Linked DNA regions of Mus musculus: region 1 is linked to region 2. The links are chromatin loops, found by intact Hi-C in ENCODE. Cell type or tissue: left cerebral cortex. All regions are shown on one strand. Links, peaks and the distances in the headings refer to the core of each region. The heading gives the core; the rest is flanking DNA.

Evidence for each region. A loop is a pair of places that touch in the nucleus more often than their neighbours do. Peaks named below come from ENCODE experiments on the same cell type or tissue, not always from the same donor. Only the 100,000 strongest peaks of a DNase experiment are listed, where the experiment ranks them.
Region 1: it touches region 2 in a loop (2.3-fold over the local background); 3 of 42 quality-filtered maps call a loop at or near these places.

What each region holds. Positions count from the first base shown.
Region 1 is chr3:57,190,846-57,199,160 of GRCm38, forward strand. No RefSeq gene overlaps it. Among named protein-coding and RNA genes, the nearest start is that of Tm4sf1, 110 kb to the right of the region's middle. In left cerebral cortex, for the core only: no CTCF peak of the experiment used is centred there; a DNase peak (open chromatin) is centred at 3,910.
Region 2 is chr3:57,038,977-57,047,291 of GRCm38, forward strand. It overlaps LOC115489838 (a small nucleolar RNA gene), which reads left to right and starts at 6,573; the gene lies at 6,573-6,715. In left cerebral cortex, for the core only: no CTCF peak of the experiment used is centred there; a DNase peak (open chromatin) is centred at 3,062.

The sequences.
Region 1 (8,315 bases), core at 247-8,246, 150 kb after region 2:
CAGCAATGGAAAGAAATGGAAGTAGAAACATGATGATAGAAACAGATATGGCAGTGCAGACATGGTTGATGGAAAAGCCTGGCTTGCCCTTTGATGCCCACTGAGCCACACCACCACTGTTTCTGCTGCTCAACCTGCTTTGGGGCAACAGGGCACTGTGTGGCACCCAGAGCACAGTGGTATATAGTGGCCTGGAGCTTGTGTAGGTCCTGCCCCCAATCACTGTCCAACCACACCACCACCCTAATTGTAAACAACAACATGTCCAAGATGAAGAATGTTTGCTTTCTCCCTTAAGTCTCCTTGAAAGACTTCCATGGTCTGTGCTGCTACCAAAGGCCTTGTGGACGTCTGTGGTCCATGATGCTGCAGAAAACCATATGAAAGTCTATGATACCTGGCATGGGCAAGGAATAGTCTTTTATTCTTTTGCAGTCTCATAACTAAAAATAAGAGACATTAAAGGATTCTGTGAAGACTCCCCATCAAAAGACACAGTCCAGACAGGAAGCTATTGAAGAAAGACCTTAAAATTGTGATCAAGAGTAAGTATAGCTCTTCATAGTTGTTGGCTTCTGCTGTGTGTGTGGCAGGAGGGGACTCAGTTTTCTTTAAGGGCTGGCCACTGGGAGTTTGACCATACTCCAGTGAGTATATGGGCAACACAAATTGGACTTGGTGGAGTTTTTTTTGGAGGGGGGAAAGGGTAGGCAGGTGGACCTGGGAGGACTGGGGAGCAAGTGTAATTGGGGTACATTGTATGAAATCCCCAAATAACAAATAAAAATATGCTGGTAGAGAGCTCTAACACATAGCAAGTCATTCAAAGGTGTCTGTGGAGTAGAGAAATGAATAAAATTTAAACTCAGTGAGCTCTCAGACAACCACACTGCCTGCAGAGTGACTGGGCCATAAAGCTCTAGCAGCCAAAGGTTTAGAGGGAGCATATCTCCCCATTGGTTCAACTTGAACAATTTTTAAATGTTTTTCTTCAAATGTCTGTATGTGAATTATTTTTTTTTCACTAAACACAGTCTACTGATCATAACAGCATCTTCAATGAGGGAATGCATCATTGCAGCTAGAGAATTACTAGGCTAAATTCAGTCTCATCTTTCAATGGCAGATACAGAGGTAGGAGCTGAAATCTGGGATAACGGAAGATGGTTATGAAATGGAAATGTAGTGTTTTGCTTTTTGTTTTGTTTATTAGTGAAAACCAACTGTTAAATGTTTGAACATTTAATATGTCTTCTAAAATGTATCCAGAGAATACCATTTTCTAGAAATGTGCTATGCAGGACTTGGAAATGTTTTACAATAATTAAAATACTGATTTTACCAGAATAGCCTCTTATTATTGTGAAAACAGTTTTGGAGCACCTACTGTGTTGGGGAAGAGACAAGTGCTGAACCTGAGGAACAGATGACCCAAGCAGGGAATGATCTCTGCACTTGAAAGTCTCTTGGTGATTTAACTGATGTGTAACAGCATAAAAAGTCTCTCCATAGAGATTTGTGATTATAAGAAACTGTGGTATTCAGAGAGGTGGAGACTGCTTATCCAAGGGACCTAGATTCAATATTCATCATTCACATGGTGGCTCAAAGCCATCTGTCAAGTTCAGTTCTGGAGGATCCGACACCTTCTGCTGGCATCTACAGGTGCTGCACAAATGAGGTGTACAGACACATTCAGGCAAAAAATAAAAAATAAAAACCCCACCCATATATATATATATATATATATATATATATATATATATATATATACATTTGTATTTATATATATGTATATAGACATACATATATATGTGTATGTATGTATATATGTATGTGTATACATATATATATAATATTTATAAATATATATAAGTATATTTATAATAATATTTAAATGTATATATAACATTTTTAAAACTAAGAAAGAAAGGAGAGAAGAGGGGAAAAAAGAAGCAATGGTTGTTTGGCTGTGATTAGGACTTCCCAGAAGTACCCTATGCAATAAACGTGAGTATTGAAGAACAGATCCCCAATTCTAGGCCACTTGCTGTATGCCTCTTAGGAGCATCATCAACACTGTTGGTTGTGGCAACTTACCCCGTACTCAGAGGGTTTTTGTTATCACTTAGTGATTTTTAGTTGGAATTAAATAGAGCTGTACATTGAGTATCTTAAATCATACTGAGTTTGTTTTGCAAAAGCCCAAGGAAAGTGTTTCTAAGGGGCTTATGAAAACCAGGACCTGTCCATCATCTTGCTTCTGTCCTCGTGCTGGGTTCCATGCTGGGTCTATGATGACCTCATATCTGGAGACAGCATCTACCATGTTAGGTCTCACCACATACAAACACGGTAAGCAGGTGAGCAGACAAGATGCTTCTGAATATCTCCTTTTAATTCCTCACTCACTGTTGTTTTCCCAGATCAAGTTAGGTATAACTAACAGACAAAATATATACTCCGAGTGTGAACAAATCAAACTAAAATATCTTTCCCCTCACATACCAATTTTTCTATCGCAAGAACATTTACAATCTACTGTCTGAGAGAAGACCATACTATATGATCAAACATTACCTTTATGCTATATAATTGCTCTTCATCACCTTTCATCCTGGCTAAATGAACTTTGAAACCCTTGACTAATTAATATCCCCAGTCACAGTCTCTATCCCCTCATGCATTTTTCACTCTGTTTTTTATATACATTGCTGTTTTGCCTGCATGTCTGTGTGAGGGTGTTGGATCCCCTGGAACTGGAGTGACAGACAGTTGTAAGCTGCCATGTGCATGCTGGGAATGGAACCTAGGTCATTTGGAAGAACAGCCAGTACTTCTAACTAACTGAGCCATCTCTCTAGCCCCTCCCCTCATATATGTTAAGGAGGGAAATATCCTTCACAGGAGAAAGTTTTAGGCTCATATTTTATGTTCTAGGACTGATTTTATGCCTTGTGCTAACTGCAAGGGAGGCTGGGAGAATAGAAAACCAATAAATTTTGCATTAATTTTGTTAAGCAGTCTCTGGTAATGTCAAAAATAAAGAGAGAAGTGTTCTTGTGTATCATTCACTGTGCAGCTAACTATCCTAGGGTTAAACAGAGAAAATTCTTGGTCCCCAGTCTGACATGATAACTCCTAGCACCTGAAACACTGCAGCAGGAAAACTCAGTGTTTAAAGCCAACCTAACCAGACATTGCTTCACAAACAAAACAGAAAAATGTCTAGAGCCAAACATTGCAACAAATACACAGACTTGTTTTTCTAGGACTGGAGTATTGGCTCAGTGGTTAAAGTGCTTGCCACTGAAGCTGAAAATCAGAGTTCTAATCCCCCAAAACTCAAGCAAATGACAACTGGGCATGGGCAACTAACCTGCAATTCCAGCCTAGGGAGGCAAAGACTAAGGATCTTCAGAGAAGCCTGTCTATCGAAACTATCCAGTATTAGATTAGCAAGTTCTAGGTTTGATTAGAAGACATTGCCTCATTGAAGACATTGGAAGAGGATGATTACCTACATCAAGCTTGTGCCTTCACATGCACAAACCCACCTGCGCAGAGCTGATGCAGGAGCATGGATGGTTGTTGCTTACTGGTCTGCTTCCCCTGGCTTGCTCAGCCTGCCTTTTTATAGAATCCGGGACTATTAGCCCAGGGATAGTACCGCCCACAGTGGGGTGAGCCCTCCCCCATTGATCACTAATGGAAAAAATACTCTATACCTGGATGTCATGGAGACATTTCCTCAACAGTGGCTCCTTTCTCTGTGATGACACCAGCTTCTGTCACAGTGACACACAAAACAAGCCCGTACATGGAAGAAAGGAGGAACAGAAAGGTCAAGATAAAAATACTCTAGAAAAAATCAGGGCAAAAGCCATGATAAAGGAAAGGTGAAAAGACCAGGCAGCCAGGACGGGTGAATACCAGGGAAATGTGCCAGGAGACCCCACCTGCTAAAAATCCAGGCCTGGTGCAGAAGAGAAAAATCCACGCAAAAATGAGACCACAAATGCCTAGAGTAAAGTCTAGGCAACAAAGTATGTTAGAAAGTTAGAGGAAAGCATCCTAGTAAAAATTCTGTGTAAATGAAATTGGCAAAAAGTTGGAATCAATAATTCAGGTCAGACCAGAAATGCACTCACAAAAGCCAAGAGTAAGGCTCTGAGAAAAGACCAGGCATAGATTGGTGTTGAAAAATCATGCTATACAATGAAAGTAAAGTAGTGCTAAGGGGAAAGTTTATAGCACTAAGTGCCTTTATAAAGAAACTGGAGAGTTCTCATACTGATTAATTAAAATACACCTGAAAACTCTAAGGGGAAAAAAAAGCAAACACATCCAATAGAAGTAGATAATCAAACTTGGGGTTGAAATCAATAAAATGGAAACAAAGAAAATAATACAAAGAATCAATGAAACCAAGAGCAGGTTCTTTGAGAAAATAAACAAGATAAACAAACCCTAAGCCAAACTAACCAAAAGGCAGAGAGATAGTATCCAAATTAGCAAAATCAGAAATGAAAAGGGTGACATAGCAACAGAGCCTGAGCAAATTCGAAGAATCATTAAAAATCCAAATTAAGTGGGTGATTTTCTAGGCAGATACCACTTACCAAGGTTAAATCAAGATCAGGTAAACTACCTAAATAGTTCTATAACCCCTAATGAAATAGAAGCGGTCATTAAAAGTCTCCCAACCAAAGAACACCCAGGGCCAGATTGTTTTAGTGTAGAATTCTACCAGATTTTCAAAGAGATAATATCACTATTCTTCAAACTATTCCACAAAATAGAAACAGAAGGAAATTTGCCAAACATATTCCATGAGGCCACAGTCACCCTGAAACCTAAACCACATAAAGGTTCAACAAAGAAAGGGAACTAAAACCCATTTCTCATATGAACATTGATGCAAAAGTACTCAATAAAATACTCACAAACAAAATCCATACATCAAAAACCTCATCCACCATGATCAAGTAGGCTTCATCCCAGGGATGCAGGGATAGTTCAATATACAAAAATCCATCAAATTAGTCTACCATATAAACAAACTGAAAGAATAAAATCATATGATCATCACATTAGATGGTGGAAAAGCCTTTAACAGAACCCAACACACCTTCATGTTAAAAGTATTAGAGAGTTTGGGAATACAAGGTAAATAGCTAAACATAATAAAAGCAATATACAACAAGCCAATAGCCAACATCACATTAAATGGAAAGAAACTAAAAACCCATTCCACTAAAATTAAGGACATAACAAGCTGAACACTCTCCCCATATCTAATATATTCTAGACGTAGACTAAACTTCAACATAGTACTTGAAGTTCTACCCAGAGCAATAAGACAACTAAAGGAAATCAAGAGATACAAATTGGAAAAGAAGAAGTCAAAGTATCACTATTTGAAGATAATAGGATAGTGTACATGAATCCCCCAAAATTCTACCAGAGAACTTCTACAGCTGATAAACACCTTCAAGGAGTGGCTGGGTACAAAATTAACTGAAAAAAAATCAGTTGTCCTGTTTATAAAAATGATAAATGGGCTGAGAAAAAAGTTACCAATAAAATCCTTTACAATAGCTAAAAATATATAAAGTATCTTGGTGAAATGCTAACCAAGCAAATGAAAGGCCTGTATAACAAGAACTTCATGTCTCTGGGGAAAGAAATTGAAGATGCTACCAAAAAATGGAATGATCTCCCATGCTCATGGTTTTACCAATCTATTAACATAGTGAAAATATTCACATTGCAAATGGATTTAATCCAAATACCATTAAAAAATCCAACATGATTCTTTACAGACCTTGATAGAGCATTTTTCAACTTCATATGGAAAAGCAAAAACCCCAATATGACCAAAATAATCCTGTACAATAAAAGAACTTCTAAATGTATCATCATCCCTGATTTCAAACTATATTCCATAACAATATTGTTAAAAACTGCGTGATATTGGCATTAAAAACAGAGATGGCGGTTGATCAATGAAATAGAATCAGATACCCAGAAATAAACCTAGACAGCTCTAGATACTTGATATTTGACAAAGAAGCCAAAACCATAAAATGGAAAACAGGAAGCATCTTCAACCAATGGTGCTGGTCTAATTGGATATCTGCATGTCGATTAATACAAATAGAACCATATCTATTACCCTGTACAAAACTCAAGTCCAAGTGGATCAATGACTTCAAGATAAAATCAGACAAACTAAATCTAACAGAAGTGAAAGTGGAGAAATTTCATTGAACACATTGGCAAGGGAGAAAAATTCCTGAACATAACACCAATAGCTCAGGCACTAAGGTTAATGATTAATATATCATGAAAATGAGAAGATTTTTACAAGGATAAGTGCACTATTAATAGGACAAAACAGCAGCCTACAGAATGGGAAAAGATCTTCACCAACCAACTATCTGACAGAAGACTAATATCCAAAATATAGAAAGAACTCCAGAAATTAGACACTAACAACCTAAATAACCCAATTTAAAAAAAAAAAAATGGGACACAGAACTAAACAGAATTCTCATTAGAGAGAAACTTCTAATGGCCAAGAAACAGTAAAAGAAATGTTCAACATCCTTAGTCATCAGGTTAAAACAACTCTGAGGTTCCATCTTATACCAATTGGAATGGCTAAGATTAAAAAAAAAAATCAAGGAAAGCACATGCTTGTGAGGATGTGGAGCAAGGGGAAAACTCCTCCATTGCTGGTGAGAGTATAAACTTGTACAACCATTATGGAAATCAATTTGGCTGTTTCTCAGAAAATTGGGAATAGTTCTATCTTAAGACCTAGTGATACCACTCCTGGACATATATCCAAAAGAGGCTCCACTATACCACAAGGACATCTGTTGACCTATGTTCATAGCAGCTTTATTCATAATAGCCAGAAACTTGAAACAACCTAAATGTCCTTCACCTGAAGAATGGATAAAAAAAAAAAAAAAGGTGGTACATCTAAACAGTAGAATATTCCTCAATTAAAAACAAAGACATCATGAAATTTACAGACAAATGGGTACAATTAGAAAATATCATCCTGAATGAGGTAACACTCACCCAGAAAGACATATATGGCATGAACTCACTTATAAGTGGACCTTAGTCATAAAGTACAGTATAACCATGCTACAATCCACAGACACAAAGAAGCTAAGTAATAAGGAGGATACAAGGGAGGATGAGTGAATCTCACTCAGAAGGGGAAACCAAATAGTCATTGGAGGTGGATGGAGAGAGGAACCTGGATGGAAGAGGGGATGAGAAGGGGAATAGGGATGGGGTCAGATGTGGGGAAAGGGATTGAAATGAGAATGACAATTGGTAGGACTAGCTGGAGGCCTGGGAAGGGGTAGGGGAGGGAGCGGGCTCTGGGGAGTTTATGGGGGTAACCCTTGCTATGGTTCCTACCAACAGATGGATATGGAGACTGAAGTGGCCACCTCCTGTAGCCAGGCAGAACTTCTACTGGAGGGAGGGGAACATCAGCACACCCATAAAACCTTCAACCCAAAATGTGCAGGGATAAAAATGGAGCAGAGATTGAGCCAATGGCCAAGCAACAACTGTTCCAACTTGAGACCCATCCACATGAGAGAGCAAACTCTGACACTATTAATGATTCTCTGTTATACTTTCAGACAAGAACATAGTACGGCTATCTCCTGAGATGCTTTATCCAGCAGCTGATAGAAATAGATGCCAAGACCCATGTCCACACATTAGGCAGAACTCAGAAAGTCTTGTGAAAGAGTGGGGGATAGAATTGAGCAGGCTGAAGGGGTCAAGGACATCACAGGAAGATCTGCTGATCCAGCTAATCTGGGCCCTTGGGCGTTCCCAGAAACTGAACCACCAACTGGGGAGCATGCTGGGGAAAACCTAGCCCCCCTGCATACTTGTAGTAAATGTGCATCTTGGTCTTCATGTGGGTTCCCTAGCAATTGACATGGCTGTCTCTGACTGTTGCCTGCCATTGAATCTAACTGATCTGCCTGGTTGGGCCTCTGTAGTAGAGGATATGCTTAGTCCTGCTGCAACTAGTTGACCAAGGGTAGGGTGATACTCAACAGGGGCTTCCCCTTATCTGAAGAGGGAATAACATGGGGGAGGGAGGGATTTGTAAGAATGGTACTGGGAGGAGGAAGGAATGCAATAGGGATGTTTTGTTTTGGTTTTTTTTTTTAGCTATTTTCTTTGTTTACATTTCAAATGTTATCCCCTTTCCTCATTTCCTCTCCAAAAACTCCCTATCCCATCCCTAATCCCCCTGCTCAGCA
Region 2 (8,315 bases), core at 52-8,051:
ATGAGGGTGAGATCCAAGAGTGTTAGTGGCTGAAATGACAAGATTATGTAGGAAAGCAAAGCTGGGGAGACTTGAAACCTGAGATGGAGAGGTTTAGGGTAGGAAGAAGGATAAGAAGTTCTTAGTGGAGCCCCTGGTCCTGAATGAGCCTAGAGGCCAAGCAGACATGTTAGTATGCTAAAAGGCACCATAGGTACCCATTTGTCCCCAGTTTCTTTAGGATTTGAAACTAAGATTTTTCTTGCTTGATGAAAAGGTCTTCCAAAAAGAAAACTGCCACAGTCCTCCATGAGAGTGAGTTTCCAGTTAGGAGATGCCATTCCCTCACCCTCACACTCAGGTCATCAACAAACTGACAAGCCACCCTACCCTTGCTTAGTTCCCAAAAGCCCATCTGTCACCCATAAGATCCCCCTCCCTTGCCTTTAAATTGATGTTTCAGCCCAGTCTTTAATTGTTCAGACAGCCCTTCATCTAAAGCCTCTTGTATTATGCAATATTTTTTCTCTGTATGTAATAATTAATCTGTCCACTCTCAGGTAATTTGTGGACCCCTGTTCACAAAGCTTAGATTAGTCAAGGGAGAATAGTTCTGAACAGGAGTTTTCTACATTTTCACACTTGAATTTCTGAAAATTGAGCAGTTGGGGGATGGGTGGGTCCACCACTCAACTGTACTCTGTTACTGGGTCAGTAACATCCCTAACACTTGTGTGCAGCACTCACCAAGCCTTCTGGGAATCCAACAGACAAAAATACTTGACGATGTAATAGTGCCTCATTACCTCCCCCAGGAGTTACTGTGGAAGCCAGTTATGGTTTGATGTGTCCATGCATGACTGTTTGTGTAACACCTGTCATTAGCTGTGCCCTCTTCCACTGGTACCCCCTGTTCTTACTTATCACAGCACAGGTAATGCTATCACCAATAGACCAAAGTAGCAGATACAGAGATAGATCATGGCTTATTTATTTATGGTTATCTTATTTAAGGATTTGTGAAGAATTTTTCTGAACTCCTTTTTCTCAAAAGTTGAAGTTTGATGTGTTTTCCATGTCTTGACTGCTAATGCTCTGTCTCTGCAATGACCATCAAAACTAAAGAGTGGACATCATTCACCTGTGTTACTGAAATCACATTATAACGAACTCCTTATTTCTACATAGCAACTAGTGGTCTTAGAGACTGCCATACCTGAGGATCCATCCCATAATCAGCCTCCAAAGCTGATACCATTGCATATACTAGCATGATTTTGCTGAAAGGACCCTGATATAGCTGTCTCTTGTGAGACAATGCTGGGGCCTAGCAAACACAGAAGTGGATGCTCACAGTCAGCTATTGGATGGATCACAGGGCCCCCAATGGAGGAGCTAGAGAAAGTATCCAAGGAGCTGGGGGGATCTGCAACCCTATAGGTGGAACAACAATATGAACTAACCATACCCCCTGGAGCTCGTGTCTCTAGCTGCATATGTATCAGAAGATGGCCTAGTCGGCCATCAGTGGAAAGGGAGGCCCATTGGTCGTGCAAACTTTATATGCCTCAGTACAGGGGAATGCTAGGGCCAAGAAGTGGGAGTGAGTGGGTAGGGGAGTGGGTGGGGTAGGATCTGGGGGACTTCTGGGATAGCATTGGAAATGTAAATGAAATAAATACCTAATAAAAAATAAAAATGAAAGGCAAAAGGGCTTGATCAAACCTCAATGGTTAATAGTAAGAACTTGCTGCTTTTCTAGAAGATCCAAGTTCAATTTCCTAGGTCAGTAGGTCATACTCGATCTACTGATCCAAGGGATTCAACACTCTCTTCTGGCATATTAGGGCACCTGCACACATATGATATAGTCTCACACAGACACAAAGAAATAACCACTTTTAAAATGTAAGACCAAGGAGTCTGTCAATGCTTATCATCCAAACTCTAATGTTGTCGTCAACACCCCCTCATCACCTGCTTCATCTCTTCGTTCACACTTTGATTAACATTTTTTTACATGAGCTGTTTCCCTTGCTAGGGTTCAGATAAAACATTCATATCATGATGTAAATACTTACTGTTGTGTATTCCACTAGAACACAAATTACTTAAGACCAAGTATCTGGCTTTTCATGCATATAACTAAGTGCCTAAAACATAAAAGGTATTCAGATTGTATCAATAAATTAGGTACCACTCCCATCTCTTTTCTTCTGCTGTGATCTCTCTCATGATCTCCCCTTTGGTCTGAGATGGTCTATAGGCTTCTTGTCTCCATAGCAACAAACATCAAATGTCATCATCTGTCTTCAATATTTGCTTTCAGAAACCTGTTAATTTTACTCATCTTTCAAAAGGTTTCTAATGCTTAAAAAATACTAATGAGAGAAAGATATCCCCTTGAGGCAATATGAAAGAGCCTTGTCTACCTGTTATCTTCTAACTGTTTCTTCAATATGATACTTGGCAACCCTGTGGTCAAACGCAACTGAGCATATTAACATTTGCATAAAGGATAAACTAAAGTTATAAAGGTCAATGGCCCCCTAGCCACGGGGATAACATTCTTTCTATTATACCACACAATACTGACTCATTATTTTACTATTTAAGACTTTCCTCCCTCTACAAATCCTTAGTCCTTCCTTTCAACCTCAACTTCTCTCAAATATTCCAGTTCTTTAATTAGCTCCACCATACATCTGCATCCTAATCTTCTATAATTTTAATGTTGTTCATAGAAGATATCAAGAAGAGTGGGTCTGATGGGTACTGAATTCCAGAACCAGCCTAAGATGCCTTTGACTCCAGCTTCTTATCCTATGAGCACAGTCTACTACCCGACTGGATTAATTTCATTGACTCAAAACCCCCAAGCCACAACATTAATTATAAACAGGATGAATAGCCTGCTTCCTAATGATGCGCTCCTACACTGAAAGTGTTCACATAACTTGCAAACTGAACACAGGGGAGCGACTACCTACTTGTGGTTTTTGTCTGATGAGCATTAGGGATTCTAGAAAGTGGTTGGAGCAACAGAGAAATGAGTTTCCTGCTAAGTGAGCCATCTGGGATTGCTCCCAAGAAGCTTCTGAGAGCCAGGGATGTTGCTTGAAACAGCATTTGCATTCTCAGCACCAGCTGCCAGGATCCCATCATATAATTTCAAGGATACCCCATTTAATGGCCACCTCGAACTAACAAGTGCCATGGTTAGGAGAATAAGCAAACTTCTCCCTAAGCAGCTGCCTTTTTCTTGTTAACACAGCTTCTGACATCTCAGTGAAACTGAGATCTCCACACTGACAAAGCACTTCTTCCTTAGGAAATGCTGTTCCACATTGGATTGTTTGCCTGTGACCTCTTAGTCCTCCTACACATACCACCCATATTAAGAACATTAGATGATGTACATGATTCTATTATCTTTTGGTTCCAAGTATTTTTAGCACCACTAGCCACTACTTTTTTTCTGAAAGGAAAAAAAATAATCTCTCCTCTCTTGTTTAATGACATGAAAACTAAGTGGTGTTTCATTTCGAAATGTCCTACATAAGCTAGTACATTCAAACACCTAGCCCCTAGTTGGTGGTATTATTGGGGAGGTTTAGGAGGCCACTGTGGGTGGCCTTTGAGGATTTATAGCCTACTCCTGCTTCCAGGTTGCTCTCTGTTCATGTTTTTGGTTGAAGATATAATCTCTAAGCTTCTTGCTCTGGCTGGCTGATGTTATGCTGTATTCACCATTATGGGTTATAATACTCTGGAGCAGAGCATCATAATTAACATTTTTGTCTATAATTTGCATTGATTGTAGTATTTTATCATGGTAACAGAAAAGAAACAAATACATCAAGTAAATCTCTTCAGATTCTGACGACCTGGCAGCACAGCAATCTTCTTTTTTAAGATTTATTTATGTATTATATGTACGTACACTAGCTGTCTTAAGACTCTCCAGAAGAGGGCATCAGATCTCATTATGGATGATTGTGAGCCACCATGTGGTTGCTGGGGTTTGAACTCAGGACCTTCAGAAGTACGGTCAGTGCTCTTAACTGCTGAGCAATCTCTCCAGCCCCCCCTCCTTTTTTTAAAAAACAAAGCAATCCCCTTGTCTCTGCATTATTATTGCATTAACTCTGGACCTTTATTTTGCTCCCTGCATTATAATGGAATTTTTTTTCTATCTTTTTTTTTCAGATTTTCATCATATATACATCAAATCCCTGCAATTAAGAGAGTATCAAGAATCACTGTAAAAGTTAATAGTAATAATAATAATAATAATTTTTAAAATCGATGGATTGAAAAGGTTAGCTCATAGGTTAAGAGTACTGGCTGCTCTTACAGAAGATCCACATTTAGTTTCCAGCACCACATGGCAGCTCACAATCATCTGTAACTTCAGTAATAGGGAATCTGATGATAAAACATGCACACAAACAATCATACACACGAAATTAAAATAAAATCTTGAAAAAGAAAAAAGAATCACTGAAAAGGCAATTGGAGACACCTTAAGCAACTAGTAATAGCATTTGCCACTATTTTTTAAACTCATTTTTTAAGAGCGATGTATATCCAGACTATCTATAATCCCAGTGCTATATGATGAGAGAGGGGAGCAGAGAAAGAAGGCTCCTTGAAAACTTACCAGTTAGTTTTGTGTACACAATAAGCAAACAACAAAGGCCCTGTCTCAAACAAATAGAACAAGAAGACTAACAATCAAAGTTATCTTTTGGTCAAGGTACTCTTTTGATCTCCACATTGACCCGATAGTATCAGTGCACCTGTATTCCTATACACAGAGGAGAAGGGGGGAAGCAGGGAAAGAATTAGTGAATCTCTGGAAATCCATGAAAAAAAAGCATGCACATACATATATATGTATAATTATCGAGTCATTCAGATGATTTCAGGCTACATGTGTTTAAGTGGCATAAGTTAGCACTCCATTTCTACATTTCTCTACAAAAGTAATGTTCTATTTAAGGACTGTTCACTGGAGAAATGATGTGAAAACATTATATTAGAACAAAACAAAATAAAAATACTTGAATTCATGCTATGCATGCAGATAATCCTGAGAGTCATTTATAACCAGAGTCAGTCTGATTATTGATTATGCAGCAAAACACATAACAACCCACCTAAGCTGTTTTAACTTCTGCACTTGTCATTGAGTATAGAGGTGTTGTGATTAATTTCATGAATGAAGTTTACTGTGTTAAAGGTTAACTAGATAGGTGGTGAAATACTTACCTCTGTGTGTGTGTGTGTGTGTGTGTGTGTGTGTGTGTATGTGTGTGTTTCTAGAAGAATTTCCAGACTAATAAAAAGTCTCTTGACTCATACAGATGGTATAATCAAGTCTGCCATTTGGTACCCAGTGGTGCCAAAATACAAAGAGGGGAAATTTTGATCCCCTCTTAAGCTGATACACTCACCTTTTGAAAGTCAGAACTCACTTGAAATCTGGCTGAGACTTATACCACTTCACTCTATCTACCCAGCAAGCTTCAAGCATCCAACCTAGAACTATGAATGGTCCCCAGCTTCCAACCCCATTCCTTTTGCAGTCAGAGTGAGTTATATCACCAGCTTCATTGTCCCTCCTGTCTTCAGGCCATTTCCAGTGTGTTCAATTGTTAAGACCACAGAAAGGTTCTCCCATTTTTCAGAGGGCATGTCCTGGGACATCTCAGTCCTCAAAGCCAGAGAAGCAATATCCATAATCAACTTCCTATGACTTACTTGCATACTGCATATCTAATTGGTTCTGTTTCTCTAGAGTAGCTTGATTAACATATTCTGTATATATGCATACACATGTGTATGTATATATATATGTATATATATATATACATATCACCAATTCATATTTCATTAGAGCATATTCATAGCGTCATAGACTCATTGTACTACAAAGACACTGAAATTTAATTCACAAACTTTGAAGGACTTAGTTTTCTAAAGTCTCCCACTGAAATAAAAATTCCCTGGTTGATCGGAAAACCTGCCAAAACAGATCTGGGATCAAAACAATCTTTGATTTGTTAGATACAATAAGTAAAATGCATAGATTCTCAAAGAAGTAGTGTGGTAGAGAGTGGCCTCATGGAACCCTCCACATAAGTGAGAGGCCCTAAGCTGCTACCAGGCTAGCAGGTACCTCATGCTGATAAGGTACTTTTTTTATGAAAAGACATCAAATGAGAATTTTAACAAGCTATCAAGTCTCATCCTAAAACAGCATGATAATCAGAAAAGCTACACATGGGCAGCATACAGCTTGCAATTCCACAAACCTCCCTTATTTTTGTTGTATTCATACATGTGCAGGCATATGGAGAGAGTGTGCACGTGTTGGACCAAATCAGCAACTGGGGGCGGACGTGCAAGGGATGTTAGTGGCAGTGGACTAGGATTAAAAGGTGAACTCCTTGCTGTGTTAAAACAAGTATCAGTATTTATTGCTGAAGCTAAGACTGTGACAGGAAGAAAATTAGCTTTGCTGCTACCATACTTAATTCTCATCTGGGAGCCTTGTAGCAAAAGACAGATTAAGAAAGGAGAGTTTATACCCTGGCAATGAGCAAAGAGACACTTTGTTGGTGTTGGTGTTCTTGTATCAGTCAGGGACAGAGCAGATGGCAGTCCTTCAGTCATCCTAGTTTGGTGCCTGGCTTGGTGGCCAAAGCTGTCTTATGTCTGAGTCTTGTAAAACAAAATAAAACAAAACAAAATAAATCAAATTAAAACCAGGTAGGGAAGCATGAGAGGAGGAAGACAGAGGCCTGAGGACTGCCATGCCACCCACAGACTTGCCCTCCAGTCCATAACACAGGCAGGCCATAGACACCTGTTTGCCAACTTGTCAGGCTGCAGAGATGGAGGATGTCACCCAGAGGCCTGCCAGCTGCATGGCTAGCCTGAAGTAGGAGCCACTATAATATGGAAGTATGGAGAGGTCAAATGGAAAAGAAAGAGAAGTGAAGAAACTTGGGCACTATGAAGAAAGATGGAACTGGAGACTGAAGGGTGGAGAGGAGTAGCCTGCCGTGAGTGGCCAGCCCTGCCACCTGGAGCCATGGTGAAGTCTCAGTCCAAGCCTCTACTGAAAGTCTTATCTAAGTCCATGACTACGCAGTACTGGGGGTCAGTGTCCATGGCTCATGTATGTGTGTGTGTGTGTGTGAGTGTGTGTGTGTGTGTGTGTGTGTGTGTGTGTGTGTGTGTGTGTGTGTGTGTGTGTGAGAGAGAGAGAGAGAGAGAGAGAGAGAGAGAGGGAGAGGGAGAGGGAGAGGGAGAGGGGAGGGAGAGGGAGAGGGAGAGAGAGAGAGAGAGAGAGAGAGAGAGAGAGAGAGAGAGGAGAGAGAGAGAGAATAACAGTAGAAGGTACCAAGCAAGGTACAAAGGAGATAATAAAGATATATATTGAGAATTTGTTGAGTCTAAGAAACATGTTTCTAGACCACTATACCATGTGATAAATAGGGTTTAGTACCTTCTCATGAATATCTTTCGACATTTTGATCATCAAGTTTAGAGACTTCTCCAGACACTGAATCATAGCATCATACTAGATTTAGCCAATAAAATCATAGTCACCACAACCAATCCGTGTATTACAACATTAAAGTCAGCTGACAACACAAAGCTAAAATCTACTGTATTTCTGCTTGATTAAGCTATTCCACATGTTCTATGTGGTGATTGGAGGAACTGAGCTCCACAGAGAGAACATTCCAGAAGCAGTAGAGTGGGCTTCCCTGCAGCACCTCATATGGAAGTGCCCTAGGGACAGGGCCATGACTGGAGATACAGAGATAAGGTCCAAAATCTCTAATCAAAGCAGTAGTATGACAAGGATCGTGAAACCCATGCCATAAGAGACACCGAGTGAAACAATGACCTTAGCTTGTGTTGGTGTCAATTTTACAAAAACTAACCAGCACACCCGGGGGCTGTTACTTCTGTGAGTATTCTGATGTTCTCTCTGTCTGTCTATGTCTCCCTCTTCCTCTTCCTCTCTGACTGTTTCTTACCTTTCTCTATACCTTTCTCTATGTATCCTGGCCAGAATGTCAACAGCTTTGCTTTATCTTCCCAACTCTATAATATGTCATCTTCCTACAGGATCATAAGCAATGCAACAAATTGAAATGATACTAAAGTCTTTAAAACTGTGTGAGCCAAATGAACCTTCCCACTTTAATGGTTTAATATCTTGAGTAATTTGTTATAGTTACAGAAAGCTGTCACAGCCATTAACCTCCAACACTATTATCAAGACAAACAGATTTATACTATGAAAAGAGATA